Regions from separate parts of the Mus musculus genome. Here region 2 is linked to region 1. The links are chromatin loops, found by intact Hi-C in ENCODE. Cell type or tissue: left cerebral cortex. All regions are shown on one strand.

Evidence for each region. Peaks named below come from ENCODE experiments on the same cell type or tissue, not always from the same donor. Only the 100,000 strongest peaks of a DNase experiment are listed, where the experiment ranks them.
Region 2: a loop joins it to region 1, with 2.3 times the contacts of the local background. A loop is called at or near these places in 19 of 42 quality-filtered maps.

The regions. Positions count from the first base shown.
Region 1 is chr16:44,492,659-44,495,158 of GRCm38, forward strand. It overlaps Boc (biregional cell adhesion molecule-related/down-regulated by oncogenes (Cdon) binding protein), which reads right to left. Exons shown (of 19, transcript NM_172506.2): 9 at 155-314. Among named protein-coding and RNA genes, the nearest start is that of Gm30064, 36 kb to the right of the region's middle. In left cerebral cortex, no CTCF peak of the experiment used is centred here; a DNase peak (open chromatin) is centred at 1,421.
Region 2 is chr16:44,642,951-44,645,450 of GRCm38, forward strand. No RefSeq gene overlaps it. Among named protein-coding and RNA genes, the nearest start is that of Gm46571, 15 kb to the left of the region's middle. In left cerebral cortex, a CTCF peak has its summit at 1,183 (motif pointing left); a DNase peak (open chromatin) is centred at 1,162.

The DNA of each region.
Region 1 (2,500 bases):
GAAAGGTAGTGCTTTAGTCCAGGCACATAAGTCCACAGAGGCAGCCACTGGAGAAGGACAGAGGTGAACAAAGTGAACAGGACTTTGCATCTGGCCTCACTATAACTTGCTCGGGCCTTTGGAACTCTGAGCTAAGCAAAAATATTTGACTTACCTGTTCGGAAGGTGACCATAGCTGTCTGGCCCTCGCCAGCACAGTTGTAGGCTGCCATCTCCACTTCGTACAAGCTTCCAGGGTCAAGCCTGGTCAGGGTGAGGCGGTGCTGGTTGGCTGGAATGCCAGAAATGGTCCAGTCGTCAGAGGAGTTCGTGACCTGCTGAAGAGGGTGACTGGGGTAAGGACCTGCTTCTGCTGTGGTGTCCAGGAGGTTTTCGGCCTGAGCCCAAGATGGCAGGAAGAGAGAAAGAGGACCGTGGGCTAGGTTAAAGGCTGGTGGGACTGCAGAGCTCAGACTGGTTCTCCTACTCTCTAAGGTAATGATCCTATTAAGGAAAGTTTGCAAGGATAGCTACAAAGCTAGACTGAACTGTCAGTCCCCCAAAGGCCACTCTCCCATCTCCTGCAACCTCCTCATCTATGTTCTCTCTGCTTGCATATGAAGCCAAACCCGAGCCCTTCAGTCCATATTCTAAGGAGAGATGGTGGCAGGAATGATAACAAAAGTGGAAGCAATGGAAAGATGGTCCTAGTGTGCTCATTCTCAGTGCACTGCCTGTCCCTAAGTCTCAGCAGTCAGTGTCCACAGCAAAGAGCCTCAGCCCGGAGAGCTGAGGAATTCATCCATGGTTGCAAAGCTAGTGAGCACTTGTGTCCAAAGAGCATGCTCAGAAGTTACCTGTTCTAGACAGAGGATTCTGGGAGTGGAAAACCCCAAATTCAAGTTCTGACTGTATAACCCCAAACAAACTCCCACACTGGTGAGCCCTGAGCCATTCATCCCTAAGATGGGCAAATACAATGTCTTGAGTTACTCTGGAGTCAAATGAGATGACTTGGCACAGGTGAGGTTCCCAACAAATGAATGCCTGGCCTGTCTCCTGACGCTCTTGGCACCCTTCACCCTGTGAGATTTCTCACTTTAAAATTCTTCTCCGGTTTCTGCTCCCTGTCCCTGTTCTTGAAGCTTAAAAAACAGGGTGTCCGTGAAGGATTATAAATGAACTTTTAATGGTTAGCTCTTTAAAAAAATATTTATGGGAGAACTCCGGGCACCGAAAGGCAATGGTGAGAGATTATTTCCTCCCACCCACCATCTTTTAAGAAGGACTTTGTGGCCAGCTCTGTGCATCTCAGAAAGCCTGCCAGAATAGAGAGCTGAGGTTTGATTAAGAAAGCGACCAGCTGCTGGGGAAAGCTCTTATCCCTGAGCAAAGTATTCGCAAGTAGAACAAAACGTCCCATTCAAGGCCAGGGGATGGTCTGAGCTCATTAATGTCGGGCTTCCAGGATTTGTTCCAAGGGGAAAGGTTTTCACAAGCTGAGAGTCCCCAGTGATGCTGGAAACCCAAACACAGTAGCCTAGGTCTACAGTGGATGAGATGAAACTTGCTCTGTGCACGTGAAAATCAGCCTGACTAATTCCCAATGCCCTGCAAAAGACAGAGAATAGAAAAAAACAAAACAAAACAAAAAAACCCACAAAAACAAAAAACAAACAAAACAAAACAAAAACAAAACAAAACAACCCCCCAAAAAACCCAAACCCACAACCCAATGCTGACTTCTGATTCCGACCTTCTTTCTTGGGTGACGACCATTAAGCTATGTTAGTTCCGTGAGCAAGAACAGCTTTCAAGACATACTTTCTGTCTTGGCAACATTCACTTAAAAGCTCCAACTGTTCCACAGGGCAATGCCTAATGGAAGCCAGACTCAGCAGGGCCCCTGTCCCGACTGTCATTTTCCTGTACCTCCTCCTCCCTCTGCCCTCCCAGCACCGGCCTCAGACTTCCACTGGGACCCAGAAATGAAAATAAGAAATGCAAGGGTAATTAGTCACTGTCACACACACTGGGAGGGTGAACGCAGGCATCAGTTTGGCATTTCCGGATTACCCCAGTGCGGTCTTTGCCTCCTTGCCTGTAGTGGGAGGTAGTTTCAGGGCCACCTATTGGCCTGAAAAATATTATTCTTACTATCACACTGGTTTCTGTCTCTTGGGTACTTGGCTTCCCTAATCTTTGTCTACAACTCACAGGGAGGTGTCTAGTTACACAGTAAAATAAGGATTGGGACCAGCCCTGCCCTGGAACACAGGCTAAACAAGGCTGTTACTTTTCAGAAAGCCATTTACACCTTTAGCTGGTCCTGGAGGTGGTGTGGGGGAGGGAACTGTGGTCTCTCCTGTGCCTATATGGGAAACTACATGAGGGTACAGGGTGTTGCTCTGCCTCCGGTACTTTTCTGACCACCTGAGGTCTCCGGGAACTTCTTTAGTACCCGGGTCTTCTGGAAGGGGAAGACACAGAGAAGGCCAGACTATTCGAGGCCAGTGGTGTT
Region 2 (2,500 bases), 150 kb after region 1:
CCCAAAATCTCTCAATACTGAACAGAAGTTTATATACCTAATTTAAAAACCAAAAACTACTCGTGGTTGTTATTTCATGATATGAAAGACTGAATCATTTATATAATTCTAAAAATCAGGTATGAACTACTTTTTCAATTATCTAACTTCATCCTTAAATAAGTATACACATTCATTAGATTTAATACAGTAAACACTTTCTGGTTTAGCCCCACAGATAGCTGACGAATAGAAAGAAGTGTGGGCAATCTGTAGGTTGCAGAGTGAGGAGTTTTTCATATCATGGCTTTGGAAACTGATTTTCTTGGCATATGAGCTTCAGGTCAAATTGTCCTGTTACCCCAGGCTTCCAAATTATTCTGTGAAAATTAAAACTTTGAATATTTTTCTTTGCAATCTATGGGTTTTCTTGTCAATGGAAGGAATTAACAAAGGTTTGGTGTATTCCTTTAGAAACAGTTTTCCTTCAACACAGGAGTGTTCAGATTGCTCTATCTTTGCTAAAATGAGAGGTTGAGTTCCACTCATTAAGCAATGCCAAGAGCTTATATTATAAGCATAGTTTATTTCACCTAGCTGGCCTTCCTTTCACCACACGCCTAATTTGTGGAACTATACATAATTTTCCTGCACATATACATATAATACATAGAACTATGTGTGGTATAGGACTATGCTTACAATTTTTTTCAACCCAAAATGGCAAACTTAAAGAGCTTCCAATTTTAGAGAACAAAACACAATAGGCAGCTTAGTTTCTTTAAAAAAAAAAAAAAAAGTGTAGCTGGTCCTTGGTGATTCAGGCCTGTTTCCTTGCTGCATGGGACACTAAGGCAGGAGGATCACAAGTTCAAGGCCAGCTTCAACTACTTTATAAAGTCAAGGCTGTCCTGGGTAACCTTAGTGAGAACCTTTCTCAGCATAAGGGAGTTCTGTGCATACAGAACTCGACTGTAGAACTGGGGGAGAGGGAGTGGGAGTGGGGATGGGGCATTTGTTTCTGTCTATAGCATCCTGGTTTTAAAAACCTCTATCCACAGAACAAGAATAGAACAAAGTTAAGTTTACGTTGAGACTTGACTGAGTTTTGTAGGCTGCCATCTCTACAATCTGCCTTAGGAACTAATCCAAGTTTGATGTTTTGGGAGACCTAATTACCTCTATTGCCACCTACTGGTACACTTATCCATGTCTGCATGAATTCAGCTAATAGTTTTCTTGCCTCTAAGGAAACAAAGCTTCAATAAGAAGAGAAATGAGCTGCCAAAGAGGCTTCGCCTATGTGGCTGCGTCTGCTTAGTTTCCACATGGGGCGACTAGTCAGGAGGGGAAACTCTGAGGGGCCAGACCCTGTCCCTTAGTGAGTCCCTAGCATAGAAGTAAAAGCTGCAGCTTGCTGTGTAGACCCCACAGGGTTCTCTGAACAGTCTCCTGGTTAACAGGTTATCTCCTGGAGCTCATTTAAATATGGATTATCCCCCACCCCCAGTGTAGCAAAAAACTAGTTTTTAAAAACACTGAACAATTTTGAGTGTTGATTTTTTTTTCAAGTCAAACATTTTTTTAAATTTATTTTTGTTGCAGTATTGCTAAGTTCTGTTTTTCTAGGAATTTTCCCATTGATAACGAATTTGCAAATTAACAAGTGTGCAGTAATGTCTTTATAATCTTTTTTAAAATAGGAATTTACTTTAAAAATGTTTAATAGTTTATTTATTTTTATTTCATGTGCATTGGCATTTTGCCTGCATGTATAAGTATGTCTGTGTGAGGGTGTCAGACCTGGAGTTACACACAGTTGTGGGCTGCCTTGAGGGTTCTGAGAACCAAGCACAGGTCCTTTGGGAAAGAAGCCAGTGGTCTCCAACCCCAGGTTCCTTTTTGTGTGCTAAATTCTGAAATGTAATAGCTCTTTCTTTAATCGAAGCACTTTGATATTTGTAGTTGTTTCTTTGTTTTTCTTTTGTAGAACATGATTTTAATATTTCAACTGTTGATATTCAACAAACAGAATAGTTATTTTAAGATATATTTCATTGTTATGTCTCCCTCTTCATTTCTGATTTATTAATTTGGATACTGTCTCTGTGCCCGCTAGTTAGTCTGGCTAAGGGTTTATCTATCTTGTTGATTTTCTCAAAGAACCAGCTCCTGGTTTTGTTGAATCTTTGTATGGTTCTTTTTGTTTCTATTTGGTTTGATTATTTCTTGCCGTCTACTCCTCTTGGGTGCATTTGCTTCTTTTTGTTCTAGAGCTTTCAGGTGTGCTGTCACACTGGTAGTGTAAGCTCTCTTCAGTTTCTTTTTGGAGGCACTTAGAGCTGTGAGTTTTCCTCCTACCACTGCTTTCAGTGTCCCATAAGTTTTGGTATGATGTGTCTTCATTTTCATTAAATTCTAAGACGCCTTTAATTTCTTTATTTCTTCCTTGACCAAGTCATCACTGAGTAGAGCATTGTTCCGCTTCCATGTATATGTGTGCTTTCCATTGTTTTTGTTG